2 separate regions of the Mus musculus genome follow, and region 1 is linked to region 2. The links are chromatin loops, found by intact Hi-C in ENCODE. Cell type or tissue: heart. All regions are shown on one strand. Links, peaks and the distances in the headings refer to the core of each region. The heading gives the core; the rest is flanking DNA.

Evidence for each region. A loop is a pair of places that touch in the nucleus more often than their neighbours do. Peaks named below come from ENCODE experiments on the same cell type or tissue, not always from the same donor. Only the 100,000 strongest peaks of a DNase experiment are listed, where the experiment ranks them.
Region 1: it touches region 2 in a loop (3-fold over the local background); 3 of 42 quality-filtered maps call a loop at or near these places.

The regions. Positions count from the first base shown.
Region 1 is chr13:31,204,526-31,212,853 of GRCm38, forward strand. No RefSeq gene overlaps it. Among named protein-coding and RNA genes, the nearest start is that of 4930401O12Rik, 32 kb to the right of the region's middle. In heart, for the core only: a CTCF peak has its summit at 3,333 (motif pointing right); a DNase peak (open chromatin) is centred at 3,406; H3K27me3 peaks cover 2,567 bases.
Region 2 is chr13:31,555,846-31,564,173 of GRCm38, forward strand. It overlaps Foxq1 (forkhead box Q1), which reads left to right and starts at 2,325. Exons shown (of 1, transcript NM_008239.4): 1 at 2,325-5,131. The coding sequence starts at 3,072. The coding sequence ends at 4,274. In heart, for the core only: a CTCF peak has its summit at 4,197; a DNase peak (open chromatin) is centred at 2,316; H3K4me3 peaks cover 3,270 bases; H3K27ac peaks cover 1,723 bases; H3K27me3 peaks cover 7,165 bases.

The sequences.
Region 1 (8,328 bases), core at 39-8,038, 350 kb before region 2:
GGATTTCTTGCCCAGTATATACAGCACTGAAGGAACATTTTAAAGAAATCGTTAATGCTCTATAAAAGATGTAACAAAATCCTTCTTGCCATAAAATGTCCTCCAGATATTGATGAGTACAGTAAAAACTCTCAAGTATGTGTATGTCAAAAGCTCTGGATGTATGGTATTCTCCTCCCCCATCTCTCTGTCTCTCTGTCTCTCTGTCTCTGTCTCTCTCTGTCTGTCTTCTTTCCCCCTCTCTCCCCCTCCCTCTGTGAGCTTGTGTACATGTATAGTTTGAGTCTATAAGCCTCCTTGCATCTCCATTCCTTTCTCCCTCTCTGTCTTCCTCATCCTCCCCCTTCCCTCCTTTCCTTCTTTTCCTTCCTGTGTGGGTAGAACATATGAGCTGCTATGGCTCAGTTGGTAAGGGTACTTGCCCCCAGCTAAGTTTGGTAGCTTGTGTTCAATCCCTAAATCCACATGGTAGAGGAGAAAACCAAGTCCTCCAAGTTGTCCTCTGATCTCCATATATACACCATGGGTCAAATATGTGTCACTCTGGTCCCTACTCTCCTATCTGTAAGGTATGTGTTCTTCTGTTATGGTCACAAGGTGGGCTTGGCATTCAAGCCATCCTATCTGTGTCTCCTCATGGAAGGGATGATATTGATAGTACATGGGATAACTTAGATACGTCTGTCCACTTCACAAGAGCTTTTCTGTTTAGATCCGCTTGCCCACAAACACCCAAATGCTCACTGTGCACTGCAAGAGAGGATGAGAAAGGAAATTGGGGTTTTGCTAAGCAACAGGATAATGGATAATAGGTGATTCACAGTTGCTTCCAGGCCAATTAATTGTTTCTCAATAAGAAAGCTGAAATGCAGAGTTGATTCTGAGAAATTCAGGATTCTAATAATGAATACAGTGCCGCTGTGGTAGAACGGACAAATCTCACCACCAAGACAGACGGAGAAAGGATTCTCTCCGTCATAAGCTCCTGCACTTTAAAACCCATCTCTTTCATTTTTATGTATTTGCTGGCTTTTGACACAGCTCTTGCTATGTAGTCTGACTGCACTTGAACTTCCTGACTCTCCCTGCCCAGCTGCCTAAATGCTGGTATCACAAGAGTGTGTGGCCGTGCCTGACTGTTTTTACTTCTAAGTCACTGTTATTACAACATTACATTAACTATATTTAATCTAATCTACATCGAATATATCTGAGCTACATTCTATATTCAAGAACATCTCAATGACATGAACTATATTTGATGAGTTATCTATTATGGTTAGAATCAGCTCCTATTTATCCAGAATCAAAATGATCAAAAATCATGGCACTATTTTTATTTCTAGTCATATACCTATCTGTTATATGCTTATTGCTTTTCAATAAGAGCTCCACACATGCACCACAAGTCACGTCTGTGTCACTCTTTATTTATTTATTTACTTACTTAATTATTTATATCTCATTGGTTGCTGTATAGTTACCACACAGCTTGGGTAAATCAGAGCACTTCTTCAGAACAAGTTGCCTGGCATCTTATTGCTATGCTTGCCTTTTGTGGACTATCTTAAAAATGAGACCAGCACTGACTTCTGTTATTGAAAGCACCACAGTCCCTCCTCTTTTGGGTTCATTTGGAAGTATACAGAAAAGAATTCATAAGGAGATAATAGTTTTTCCTCTCATGAATTAGTAAAGAAAGGCTTCTTGTATCAGGAAGGGAAACAGAATTCTTACCCTTCAGGATTACTTCACAAAAGCTGGCAAATCAAAACTCCCTGGGCAATGCTGGGAATTGCACTGCAAGGTAAACAAAGATCTAACACATACCCCCTGCTGCTGGAAATGAATTCTTTCAGAAGGAAACAGACTATGCCCGTCACAATGACATCAGCTTATTGTAACCTTCCCTCGGTGTAGACAAAATAACCCATAGGCCTCTCAGATCTGCCCGTGAGTCACCTTTTCTGTACCCAGTGACTTCCTTCAGGACATCACACAGCGCTGCCTTTGAATGGTGCCTTTCAAATAGATTGTCCCCTAACTTTAGGTTCATGGGAGTGTCTCCCTGATGGGCAGCGACTGGTGGGTAGGGAACACCTGCAGTTCCCTGTGCTACCCTAGGGGTGGGGTCCAGGCCTCTGGTCTATACAAACATATGATTGTATCTATGATCTTTCTGGATATTCTTACAGTTCTTTGAAAATCTCATGTATTTCTCCTACTGATTCTACTTTTTACATATTCTTGTGGAGTCTTCAAATGGGGTTCTTATGGCATGGAGAGCATCAGCGTGTTTGTTGGATCTATCCTTCATGAGCTGCTTGCCAGGCAGACAGGACCTTGAAGCAAGGAGTTCTCTGTGGCACAAAAGACTTTGCTGTTAGACCCAGAGTTAGGCAAGTAAGCTTGCTCCCTGGATTAGAAAATGCAGAACATTTAGCTTGCTCTGTGCGCAGCACTCATTACAAGAAACTCCCCAACTGGAGTTTTTGAAACTAGAAATTAGCATCACTAAGATGACACAAATGGAAAATTCCATACTTTACCTCAAGTGATAGATGACTGTCAGACACGGGCACATTGGAAATGTTATATAAATTACCTCGGGCTGTGACACATGAATGAATTTCATATTGAAAGATGGGTCCCAACTCTGATATCTAACAACACAAGCCCTAACTCTAAGAGTGCAGGGTGGTCCTATATGATGAGTCCCTGAGGCAACCTGCATATGATTGGTACTTGATGCTGTTTGTTAAGTGAATGCATGACAAAATAAGTACATCTTTATTAAACTCAGTATAAGGGACTCACAGTCAGACAGGGTAGACTATTAGCTGCTCTGTAGTTCTGAGTTTAGAAGAAGGAAGTTTGGATCTAGACTGGTTCAGCTACTTGTTTCTATTCCATGAGATGTTAAGGTGAGACACACTATTTTCTCTAGCTTGTTCACTGACCAACAATGCCCATTACTCCCTAGTGAATACACCAGTATACACTGTGCTGTGCAAAAGGACTGAACTTAGTGCTAGTTCTACTAGCACTAAGAGGTGGGGAAATTCCACTCAAAGATGCAGCCGCCTTCCTTCTCAGGAACGGTTCTTTCCATCCACCCGTGCCCAGTCTGGGCAAGAAATACCTGCTGGGCAGTGTTCCATGCATAGATATTCTTCACTCTCAGCCCTTTGGGAAAAGAAGCCCCATTTCTTTTTCTTTTTCTTTTTTTTTTTTGAAGCCCCATTTCTAAGGCAGCTTTCTGGGCTCCAGGGAGGCCGGCGGCTTCTGGTTTCTTGAGTGGATTTGAGAGCACAGCATCTGGCAGGCCACAAGAGGACAGCAGTGTCTTGAGCTCTGGCTGCTGCTCCCTCCTCTGGCTTCTCTCCAGGAACAGAGAGAGACCTGGGTGACTTAAGACTTGGTTTCATCACTTTACTCCAGCCTAGGAATGGGGAGAGATTTTTACTGATGAACGAGTTGGAAAAAAACCAGGCGGTTTCTGCATGCCAAGTTGTTATTTTCCCTTTCTTCCAGACTGCTCTGACGTAGTTATCTCTGATATCACAGAGCCTCACTGGGGACCTAAAGGGAAGAAGCAGGCTCTACTATCTCAGAGCCTGTCTTGCTGGAAATGGGGTGATTTTTAAGACTCTTACTTTTAATGTGTTTCAGACTGCAGAGTTGTCACCTCCATGTTATAAGCTACCCCAACCTCTTTAATTCACTAAGCTCATGAAACTTTGGTTTACCCCCTCCCCTTAGATATTTTATTTGTAAAACATTTCCTGAACGCCTGATTGGAATGTGTATCATAACCGGGGAACAGAAATATAAACAAGTATCCTCTGGGTTGAAACATAGGTGAGAAGGAAACATGTGAACCAATAAATAATAATTCAATTTTTTAGCATCTAATTTCATGTCACTCAGACAGGCAAGGACTAAGCTGGGGCTTCAAAGTAGAACCCAAGTGCGGGCCACTCTAGGACTCACTACAAGTTTTCCTTATGGAAAAAAAAAGTTGTAATAGGCTCTCACTTCATAGACCTGTTCTTCAGTAAGTATATTCAATAGCTCATGGAATGTTTGCATGAGTTGGGAACTGCGTAAACTCCTTTCTATGCGTGGGACCCTTCTGTCCACTCTGATTCAAATATTTACTCTAATTAGGAAAGATTAAATCTATTTTTTATTTTTATTTTTTTAGCTGATGAATGTACTGGAAAAACCCCAGGACAGTTTCTACATGTTTTCTTATTCTCCCAGCTTCTGTTATCGCTGTGTTCTCTGTTACTGCAGAGCTTTACTGAGAGTAGTGGCCTGGTTCCTGTTCCCCACCGAGGCTCCTCCTAGGACCAGAGGGACCATCTAGCTTCCTAAGTAAGAGCACATAGATACTTGGGAAACAGATACAGTTTGAGAAAACAAACTAAGTCACCTGAAACCTCACAACTAGGCTGTAGATCCCAAAGCCAGAATATTGGTCCTGATGCTCAATGCCATGACTTTCCCCCACCATCAGACTCTTGTATGGCTTCCTGCATTTCCATCTGGACAATCTTGGACCCACGGGTCCACTTCGTCTGTGCTTTTCCTAGGCCAGACTCTGGAAACTTTCAACAGTGAAACCTTAGGAAGCCACACAATCAGGAAGCCACATAGTAGCTTCAGGGATATGGGAGGATGGGAGCATTGTCAGCCTCTGGATCTACAGCTCTGAATGAATCAAAGCCCTTTCACCAGCTTATCAATGGCCGTGGCTCCTTTGGCTCCACAACAGCTCTTATCACACAGGCTACTCTAAACAAAGCCAGAGTCTGCATTGCTGGTTGCAATAGTATTGTGCCTAGTCATAGACCTGTCCAGTAGAATTCATTATAAGTAAAAGCATAAGTGTTCACTGAAGAGTAAAGCTGCTGACTGCCACTGCCTTCCTTACCACTATGTAGTGAACAATCCTGGTGCCCACCAGAGCTGGAGCTTTATAAACATAGATGCCCTTCATAGAGCCTTAATGCCCTTGATTGCATGGACCCACAGAAATGGGCCTCATTCCTTGACCCAAAGCAGCAGCTTTAGCATTCCTTTTCCTCCTCCTTCCCCCTTTTCCTTTTCCCTTTCTGCTCTCCCTCTACCATTTCTTTTTATTCCCTTCCTCTCTACTTCTCTTCCTTTAGCCCTTCATCTCTTCCTTGTGATTCCAAGGAAGACTGATCAAACACCAGTCTTGCACAGGCTAGCTAAGATAAGGGGTCTGCCATTGACTTGTCCTCAGCCTTTCTTTTGTTCTTTATTCTTTAACTTCCACTGTCTGGACAATAAACCACAGATAGAGGCCACAGATACTATTTTATGGCTATCTTGTCTTGAAGCCATTGTTTTTCATGTGTACTTTTGAAAGAACAAAGTTCTAAGTACAAATTAAAAATACATGCACAATGACAGGTGGGTGAGTAGAATCTGGCATTTAAAATTCCAAGGCAGAATGTCTACCTGAGCCCTGAATGATGTCACGTGCCAGCCCATGGGGGTGGGGGCAGACTGGACTTCTTCTCCTCCGCACATTCCACTTGGGCAATACACCTGACTCTACTGCTTTGGGACCCATCTGTTACGCCATTAGACATTGGGAAGGGGACTCAATAGATGTCAAGGCTCTCTTACTTCTGTGTAATTCCTTTGTGTTGATAGACAAGCTAATTCTTTGGTGCAAAAGTTCTAGAAGGGGCTCAAATGGTTCGGGTTGCTGTTGTGTGTGCACTAGTGCCTCCAAATTGAGTGACCTTGCAGGAACTACATCTGTGGGTTCCCTCAAGAAGACACACTAGCCTGGATTGGATATAGAAGACCTTGCCAGTTGACTGGCTTACCCTGAGTTTTCTTGGTAACATGTATCCCTGGAAGGTTCCTTATTTGAAATTTCCACATTCCTGGCTCTCCTGAGGTCATAGTTGTGACAATTATTTTGGGGCTTTAAAGGCATAGGTAACTTGTCAGATTTGTAATTGAGCATCTGTGTGTGTTAGTCAAGAATGCTACACATCAAGAGACAGACAAGTACTCTTCTCCTCACCAAGAGATATTGACAAAGCCACTGAGGGAATGCATTAAGGTCACCTCCTAGGAGCTGGTGAGAACAACCTACCCAGGAGAGGCAGGCCAGGGGGAGCATTGTGAAGAAACAAGACTTGGTTCTTTAAACAACAACAAAACAACAACAAAACAGATGTTGTTTGAGTGGTTTACCTTCATACATGTCTATGAATCATGTATGTGCAGTGCCTGTCCAGAATGGGGCATCCGATCCACTGGAGCTGGAATCACAGACAGCTATAAGCCTCTGTATGGTTGTGCTGAGAATCAAACCTGAGTCCTCTGGACGAACAAGTGCTCTTAACCTCTGAGCCGTGCTTTTAAGCCCTGAGCCATCTCTCGAGTACCAAGTTGATTCTTTTTTTTTTTTTTCCTCGACAGTATAGCCCTGGCTGTCCTGGAACTCACTTTGTAGACCAGGCTGGCCTCGAACTCAGAAATCCGCCTGCCTCTGACTCCCAAGTGCTGGGATTAAAGGCACGCGCCACCACGCCCAGCTCCAAGTTGATTCTTGAAAGATGGTTAAAGTTCTTGAAAAATGGTTAAAATTAGGTAACTAAAGAGGAGGCAGATGTACCCTCTGGCAGAAGAAAAGCCTGGATGGTCTGAAAATTGGGGTGCTCAGCAGACAGGTCTAGGCATGCCTTGCTATGCCTTGAGAAGCAAGAATAAGTAGTGGTTGTGTAAAGTGTTGTAGGCATGAGACATAGGAGGCAGAGTGGGGAAAGAAAGAAAGAAAGAAAGAAAGAAAGAAAGAAAGAAAGAAAGAAAGAAAGAAAGAGAAAGAAAGGAAGAAGGAAAGAAAGAAAGAAAGAGAAAGAAAGGAAGAAGGAAGGAAAGAAAGAAAGAAAGAAAGAAAGAAAGAAAGAAAGAAAGAGAAAAAGAGAGAAAGAGAGAAAGGTAGGTAGGTAGGTATACCAAAACAGCCAGAGTCACAGCCTGATGGGCACAACGGGGAAAGGGGGTGGGGTATGAGAGAAGGAAAGGAAAGAAAGCAGAGACCCAAGCCAGCGGCTCTGTTATACATCCTTCAGTGGGCTGCTCTCCCCAGAAGCTTTCCTTTCAGCTTCAACAGAGATTAGGATTTCAAGATATGGTTTTGATTGCAGATTAGATGGCAAAATTTTCCCCTTTGGGTTTATCCTAGTTAAGATTTCTATTGCTGTGATAAAATACTATGGCTAAAAGCAGCTTGGGAAGGAAAGGGTTTATTCCCCTTTCTGTTCCACACCACAGTCCATCACTGAGGGAAGTCAGGCTAGGAACTCAAACAGTGAGGAAAGCTGGAGACAGGAGCTGATGCAGAGGCCATGGAAGGATGCTGCTTACTGGCTTGCTCCTCATGGCTTGCTCAGCCTGCTTTCTTATAGCCTCCAGGACCACCAGCCCAGGGATGGTAATATCTACAATGCCCAGGGTCTTCCCATTTCAGCCATTAATCAAGAAATTAACCCATACACTTGCCCACAGGCCAATATTAGGAGACATTTCTCAATAAAAACTCTCTTCTGGGGAAGGGGGGAGGGTATGGGGGGCTTTTGGGATAGCATTTGAAATGTAAATGAAGAAAATACCTAATTAAAAAAAGTTCACATGAGCACCCTGACAATAAAAACAAAAAACAAAACAAAACAAAAAAAAAAACAAACAAAAAAACCCTCTCTTCCCAGATATGTGTCACATTGGCAAAAAGCAACCAGTATAAGACTTCTGGAAAAGTTTCTGATTTTGTGAGTTTTTGGTTTTGTTTGTTTGTTTGTTTGTTTTTTAATGGAGTACTCAGGGAAATTGGAAAAGGATTCAAGCAATCCAGAGCCATCACAAGCTATATTTGCCACTTAAAAGACTATGTGGCTGTCTCCTCCCAGGGCCCTCTCTGAAGAATCTGAAAGGTTAGTCATGGGTGGGCCTAGTTAACTATGTGATAAAGTTGGTGAAGTAAGAAAAATTGCAATTGCAGAGGTTTTAGACAGAAGCTTTCTTATCTTAATTGTTGACACTTATTTATTTGTTTATTTATTTGCCTTTTGAGAGGGTTTTCCTGTGCTTCCCAGGCTGGCCTTGAACTCCTTTTATTGCTGACTCACTCTGCCAAGTGCTTGGACTGACTTTTGAACCCAAGAGCTGAAAGAAATCACTTTCAGGCCCGACTTCTAAGCATTGAGCCTCACTGATTCACTTCATGCAGGCTCTACTCACATTGTTCTAGATGGCTTTCTGCTATCTAATGACAGC
Region 2 (8,328 bases), core at 293-8,292:
CACAGGCACTTATCAATCCATCAATTATCAGAATCCCCAAAGACAAAGCTAAAGGAGACATCATCAAAAAAAATGGGGGGGGGGGGGAATTTGTGAAGAAACTGGAGATTGGGGACGAGGAGTTGGTGTCTGTTCTTTTAAACTTGGAAACCCCAACCTCAAGGGTGTGGGGATAGAGATTCGGAAAACAGACATCTTTCTTCTTCTCTTCTTGCTGTTTTCCTTTATCATCCATAGAAGGTGAATGAATTCTCCAGACACAAAACATCAGCTCAAAACAGTCAAATCAACTGCAACCGCATAGAAGAGTTTTATTTGTGATTTTTAACTTAAGACAAACTTTTTTCTCAGCACATGGTATCGATGGGGCAAGAATAGGATATACAGCCAAGAAATAAAGACAAGACTCCATCTTGATGGAGTCTGTATCCTAGTTCCCAGGTTCCTCTTCCCCTTCCCAGATAGCTGGACCCAGCCATTTTCCTCCTGGGGTCTTCCTCTCCGAAGTCGTCGTAGTGGTCCATGGGTAGTATCTTACCTAGCCATTCCAACCTCCCAAAGAACTCTCAAAGTAGAAAGAGTTGCCCCACCCTCACCCCAGCTGAGAATTCTCCATCCTCCTCTCCTCCCCCATCACAAGCTCCAAACCCAACAGTCAGCTTAATAGGGACGAGGAATAGGCATTTCCTCGCCTAACCAAGATCAAGGTAAGGAGAGTATCTGCTGCAGCTAGTGAGAGGTGGTGACGGATGAAGTGCGGGACTGGCAGTGAGGTGGACTGGCAGTGAGTGGATTAGCAGCCACTGGTGTTCCTAGGCCTGGAATCTCCCTATTGCCTATTGCCTATTGAGTCTTAACCCTCCTAAATGTATCTCCTCCATAAAACAGGCACGCTGAGTTCAAATAAGGACAACCTTCATTAACAATGTCTTTTATCCCTGGCCAAATCAATGCTTTGTCACCTTGCACTGGGCTAATTCTCATCCCAACGCACTCCCCTGGCCAGGACCTAGGGACCATCCATTTGCGGGCAGGAGCTAAGAGGAACCCCTTGAAAGAGGCTGTTTTTCGAGGCTGGAGGAACGCACCACGTGGTAAACAGTTACTCCCTGCATACTACAAAACATCAGATTCCTGCTGGCTGTCAAGATGCCCACTGCATTCTGAGCGCCTTTACGGCTTCTTGACTTAAGAGAAGAGAAGCTTGTGTATGCTTTCCACACAAATGGTGGAAAGTAATAAAATAAACTTCAAACATGCTCTCCCACATAGTCGCAGCCTCAACATTATTCGCAACAAAAGCAGGAAGAAGGAGGAAGCTGGCGTGGTAGGCATAGGGTCAAAAGTGCACCCTTCCTAGTGCAAGGCCCCTTTCCTTGGAGAACTGACACAGAGTTGTCAGGGAGTCGGAGGAGTTGCAGAAGAGGCCTCCTTTCCTGTTTGACACCCGTGCCACTAAAGCCAAGGCAAGTTCTAGAGCACAGTTGCAGACAAATAGCGATAAACACGCCTTGCCTTTGCCTCATGCCCCAAGGAACACACATCCTCCCGTGATTCTTGTTGATTGCTAGACCCGGGCACTGCATGGCTGTGGGCAAAGCCCACGTCACAAGACTTCGGAAGGGACTCAAGGCAGGCAGAGCCGGGCACCTCTCTTGCAAAGCGGCCTCCCGGTAAAAGTATGGGGCGTTGCCTCCTTCCCCCCAGAGCCTCCAGCCAGGTATGACAAAATAAAAGTGAAAGTCGGAAGCCGGCTAAGAAACAAGAGGCACGATCAACCAAAAAGAATCATAGAATTTCAAGCTCGTGGTTTTTACTTGTTACAAGGGGTAAAGTTGGCCATAGAGAGGAAGTAAGAGGAAGGGCACGAAAGAGGTCAATGCAAAGGCTGTTCCACGGGGTGTCTGCAGTTCAGCGATTCAATTATCACCAGGGATTTCCTTTCCTAAGAATATTGGCTCTCCTTGCCAAAAAAATCCGCAGGCTGCACGCAGCGCGCAGCTCAGGACGGCGGCCAGACCTATGCAACCAGTCCCTCGGCCTAAGCCCTTTTAGGTGTCTCTCTGGAGCGTCCAAAAAGTGTCAGCTCTACCAGGTATAGGAGAGCAATCGTCTTGGTGAGTCCGGGGGGCGCAGAAACCCACTCGGTGGCCGCGGGAAGCCAGAAGCTCCTACCTGCGCAGCGGGGCGGGCGGGGCAGCCGCACAGGCGCGCACACTCGCGCGCACACCCTAGCCGTGCGCTCGCTCCCCATTGGCGAGACCGAAAGGGCGGGGCCGGCCAGACCCAAAACAAACAACCTGCGCCCGCGGAGACTCTGTGGCCGCGCCGCCGCGTGGCCTCGGCCTGATGAACGCCTTGGGGGGAGCCGCGGCCACCTCGGCCACCTAGTTCCCCCACCCCCTGGCCGTGGGCGCCCAGGCCCCGCCCGCGCGGAGCCGCCGCAGGGTTATATTGGGCCGGACCGAAGGTGGAGGCGAGATTCTGCTGCGGCCGGCCAGCGCGGACATGCTGCCCGGGAAGCCGGGGGTGGCAAGGCGGCTGCGGGTGCGGCGGCCTCGAAGACTCCTTTCTATGGGCTCTCGAGGCTGAAGACGTCCTATCCTCAAAAGTAGCGGGTGCGCCAGCAGACGTCAGGTCGGTGCCTGAGACCTAGACATCCAGCGAAGGAACACTTTTGGACGCCCAGACCGATAGCATAAGCGCCGGCTCGGTCCTCCCAGCACGAAATCCTAAGGCTGGTGTGTCCTGGCCCCCGCTTCGCAGGGTGGCCCCTCATTCCTCGCTTGTCTTCCGCTCAAAGTCTCTAAACCTCGGAGTAAGGACAGCACTGCACCAACTTCTATCACTCCACTCCTCACTTCACCCAACAATCAAAACCCCTCCCAAAAAAAATCCCAGCGGAGGAGAACCTTTCGGAAAAGCGTCTCTCTCGGAAAGACGCAGGAGCGGTCCCTCCCAGGAGAAGACAGACTCAGCGGGCCACGGGATCGCCACTCCGGGCGCCACTCGCTTCCTACGACCTCGCAGGAAAGGGGTAACTGTGCCGGACTGGAAGCACCAGCGCCGGCATGAAATTGGAGGTGTTCGTCCCACGCGCAGCCCACGGGGACAAAATGGGCAGCGATCTGGAGGGGGCCGGCAGCAGCGACGTGCCATCTCCACTGTCCGCGGCTGGTGACGACTCCTTAGGCTCAGACGGGGACTGTGCAGCCAACAGCCCGGCGGCGGGCAGCGGCGCCGGGGATCTGGAAGGTGGCGGCGGCGAGAGGAATTCGAGTGGCGGGCCGAGCGCCCAAGACGGTCCGGAGGCAACTGATGACAGCAGAACGCAGGCCTCCGCGGCAGGGCCGTGCGCGGGCGGCGTGGGCGGCGGCGAGGGCGCGCGCAGCAAGCCGTACACGCGGCGGCCCAAGCCCCCATACTCCTACATCGCTCTCATCGCCATGGCCATCCGCGACTCCGCGGGCGGACGCCTGACACTGGCCGAGATCAACGAGTACCTCATGGGCAAGTTCCCCTTTTTCCGGGGCAGCTACACGGGCTGGCGCAACTCCGTGCGCCACAACCTCTCGCTCAACGACTGTTTCGTCAAGGTGCTGCGCGACCCCTCGCGGCCCTGGGGCAAGGACAACTACTGGATGCTCAACCCCAACAGCGAATACACCTTCGCCGACGGGGTCTTCCGCCGCCGCCGCAAGCGCCTCAGCCACCGGACCACAGTCTCCGCGTCCGGGCTGCGGCCGGAGGAAGCCCCACCCGGACCTGCCGGGACCCCGCAGCCCGCGCCCGCCGCCCGCTCCTCCCCGATCGCGCGCTCGCCGGCTCGCCAGGAGGAGCGCTCCAGCCCTGCGAGCAAGTTCTCCAGCTCCTTCGCCATCGACAGCATTCTCAGCAAGCCTTTTCGCAGCCGCCGCGACGGCGACTCGGCTCTGGGGGTGCAGCTACCCTGGGGCGCCGCTCCCTGCCCGCCGCTGCGCGCCTATCCCGCGCTCCTTCCCGCGGCGCCCGGTGGCGCTCTGCTACCGCTCTGTGCTTACGGCGCAAGCGAGCCTACGCTGCTGGCGTCGCGCGGGACCGAGGTGCAGCCCGCGGCGCCCCTTCTGCTGGCGCCCCTCTCCACCGCGGCTCCAGCCAAGCCATTCCGAGGTCCGGAGACCGCCGGCGCGGCGCACCTGTACTGCCCCCTACGGCTGCCCACGGCCCTGCAGGCGGCAGCGGCCTGCGGTCCCGGTCCGCACCTGTCCTACCCGGTGGAGACTCTGCTAGCTTGACAGGAGCTCTGTGCTCAGCAGAAGGGGTGCTGAGCAGGGTGGAGTTGGGGGCGCCTTTTGTTGAGGAGGTTGGAATGTGGGCTCTAGGGCTGTGCACTTTCCACTTTCCGGAGGAATAGAGTTTTTCTTTTTTTCAACTCTCCATCAAATGTGCCTTAAAGTTAAGCATTTTGACCCAAGTGTTTTAACTTAGTCCAGAATAGTTTCCTTTGTCTTTTGTAACTTTACAGAGGATCAAAGCCGTTCTTTTCCATTTCTTGGCCAGGCCTGTACTCTCCCGCATAGAGGCTTTCCTTTCCCTCCTATTTGCGTCACGCCTTCCACTGATTTACCTTCCCCACCCATAAAAAAGAAAAAGAAAAATACATCAGGGAACCACTCCATGGGGTAAATGATGACTACTGTTTGGGGTTTTGAGACCCCGCTGTGTAAATGTGTGTCTTTCACAGGAGTGACTGCTGCGTGTAAGAGAGCTGTCAATCAAACTTATGGTCATTTTCTTTGCTAACAACCAATGCTTCACTGTGCCAAAAAAAAAAAAAAAGAGGGAAATGTTGTTGGGTTTTTGTAATTAAATTATTTATATATTTTTGAAACCTGAATTGAAATGTTGCAGGCAACGGCTACAGCTTTATTAGTGGTTACCTAACTGTGGTCTTCTTGGGCCAAGCAATTTCTTTAAAGGAAAAGTTAGCATTATGTTTGTGGGGTGCCAGGGCCGCCACCACGAGAAACCGTGTGATTTTTATTTTAATATTATTTGTGTCTGTGTATATATTTGTATATAAATTTTATGAACCCCAGGCATACTGCTTGTTTTTTTAAAAAAAAATAAAACTCAAAATTGATCTACAAAACACTTTGTGATAGTAGATTGGGGTAGATATTTTTACCACTCCCCCACCCCAAAAAAAATGGGTTCAGGCTGGGCGGTGGTGACGCATGCCTTTAATCCCAGCATTTGGGAGGCAAAGGCAGGTGGATTTCTGAGTTCGAGGCCAGCCTGGTCTACAAAGTGAGTTCCAGGACAGCCAGGGCTATACAGAGAAACCCTGCCTCGAAAACAAACAAACAAACAAAAAGTCCTTCATACCGAGATCAAGATATTTGTGGTTTCATTTTCTGCTATTGCTTCACAATGTCTAGGATGTGCCTTCCATTAATAGAATTTCCTAGACTCAAAGACATTCAGGAGTTAGCACAACACATACATCTGCCTATCTCTCTCCTAAGAACCTTTAGCCGGCCAGGTGAGCTGGCAAGGTGAGGTAGCAAACAGCTTTTCGTCAGGTGGACATTTTCAAGTCAGTTGACTGAAGCTGGAAACTTGATCTTGGCGTAAAACTTATTTGGCACACCAAAAATTGCCTTCAGGCAATTTTCAGGGCAACTTGAATGCTAGTGTTTTTTGTTTTTTGTTTTATCAAAACAAAGCTACCTTTTCTTGAACTAAAACAGTTGCTTGGGTGTGAACACTTCTGTGATCTTTCCTGCCATCAGCTGAGATATTATTCGCAAATAAGGACGCTGATTCCTTGGTAAGTTCAAAAGCAACAGGTCCCTAACAGCTCCGTACATTGGAAAAGTCTGAAGTGGTGAGATATTCAGACAGAATATCTGGGCCTCCATGCCAGACAGAAACGTGACCTGAGATCTTAACATTTCATGGAGAAGAAAGCAGTGAGCCTGTTGGAGGATGCTCCTTCTGGGACAGGGATGTAAGAAAGCCTCCAGGGGTTGGAGTTCTCAGTATTCCTCAGAGTGATACTAATGGGTTTGGATTCTTGCAAAAGGTAGACAAAGCTGAAACAAACCAATCAGGAAAGAGAAAGGCAGGTTCCCCTCGTGGAGATTATGTTCAACTGCACGTTCCCAGCAAGCCCTCCATGTCTGAGGGCAGGAGGGTTTATAGCTTGCACAGCCCCCTCTGCCTTCTACCTGACTTCTCTCCAGTTAGGCACCTTATCTGTGCAGGGTGCTGACATCCATGTCCCCATTGGTACTTATTCTTTTCTCTTCCGATGCTGTGTCTTTTGCTGCTCACTGAAATCGCTGTTTGTGTCAAAGAATACAAAAACCAATTTAAAAGGGAAAGGTGGTGTTTTAAAATCACAGCTGTTTCCCCTCCCCCTCTAAAGGAAACCATCCCTCCTAATAAACTGAGCGTCAACACAGGGCTCCCTCCTAAGCCTTTGTCCCCAGGGACTGAAGGGTTTTCGAAGGAATGTTGAGAGTCCCAGACTGGGAGTTTCTGGTCTCAGTTGGGCTTTTCATGGTCAGTTCTATATCCTGTATCTTGCAATGTGTGTGTGTGTGTGTGTGTGTGTGTGTGTGTGTGTGTGTGTGTGTTTCTGGGTGCTAGGCCTCCAGGGAGACAGAACAGCTTCACAGAGCGGGGTGGGGGCCTGTGGAAACACTTTTGTTTCAGGCCACATGGCTTCGAATTTCAGAGACATGGGCCTTCTGTGCTGAAGCTGGTAGGATCAAGTCTGAGCTCAGACCTTCAGACCTGTTGTTGCACCACCCTGATGCTGTGGCTGGTAATGAACTTGGCTAATGGTAAGCCAAGAGCATCCAGTGTTCCGGAGCCTCTGCTGGTTGAGTGAGGTGGGCAGGGCAAATCCACAGCCTCGGGCTCCTTCTAGAACTGATTCTTGACACTCCCACCCCTAGTACCCTACAACAGACACAAAAGCCAAGCTCCCCGCCAGCAAATAAAGGTTCTCCTAGGAGCCCCAGAAAGCTTCCCAGGATTAGCCTCGCTGACCTACGAGCATCAATAAGTAAGCCCTACCCTGTCCACTTGCACTGGCTCCGAAGTTTCACAGGCTGCGTTTTTCTGCCTCTGGGAATGTATATCCACACTCAACATACAAAACAAATTCACAGGCTAAGATAACTCACATCTTAGGATCTAAGAAAGAGTACTCACTATATATACAAGAAAACAGTGGCTGAGGGCTGTCTTTAAAGTGTCCCACTCTGACAGATCAAGCTCTGGAACCCAGAGTCTGCAGCTCCCAAGTCAGAATTCTTTCCACAGTTATACAGATATTTCAGACCCAGACATACTTCAGCCCGGATTTAGTGGAACTACATGAAATGGTCTCAGCTCGCCTTTATGACAAAGATGATCAGACCTCCCAACGGTCAAGTGGTTTCTCTCCTTACCAAAAACTTGCTCTCTGCTCCTCCCCCAAACTGTCTTTTCTTTTCTTTTCTTTTCTTTTCTTTTCTTTTCTTTTCTTTTCTTTTCTTTTCTTTGTACAAATTGGCTGCTGGCACTTTAGACCAGCACTTCACCTCATCATGCATGCTAGAGCCAGCACTGATCTCCATTCCCTTCTACAGAGTCCCATGGGTGCACTCCTGCAGACTGTAAGGAGCAGAATTCTCCTGGGAAAAGAGTGCCTTCAAGGACCTGTCTGTGACCCAGAAGCCCCTACTGTTTTCCCATACCAGCTATCAAACAAACATAGAAACAAACAGAAACCCTCTGTTTTAAACAAAAAGAGAGGAAAAAAGAAAGAAAGAAAGAAAGAAAGAAAGAAAGAAAGAAAGAAAGAAAGGAAGGAAGGAAGAAAGAGAGAAAGAAAGAAAAGAAGGAAGAAAGAAAGATAAAGAAGAGAGGAAGGAAGGAAGGAAGGAAGGGAAAGAAAGAAAGAGAGAGAGAGAAAGAAAGAGAGAGAGAGAGAGAGAGAGAGAAAGAAAGAAAGAAAGAAAGAAAGAAAGAAAGAAAGAAAGAGAGAGAGGCAGGCAGAAAGAAAGATAAAGAAGAAAGAAAGAAAGAAAGAAAGAAAGAAAGAAAGAAGAGAGAGAGAAAGAGAGATAAGGAAGAAAGAAAGATAAAGAGAGAAAGAAAGGCAGAAAGAAAGATAAAGAAGAGAGAAAGAAAGAAAGAAAGAAAGAAAGAAAGAAAGAAAGAAAGAAAGAAAGAGAAAGAAAAAAAAGAAAGGAAGGAGACTGTCTCTCCTTTATGTTCAATTTTTAACTTTAAAAAGCTAACTTGATATATTTACATTCACACCATGGAGGAGGGGCACTTACTGTCACC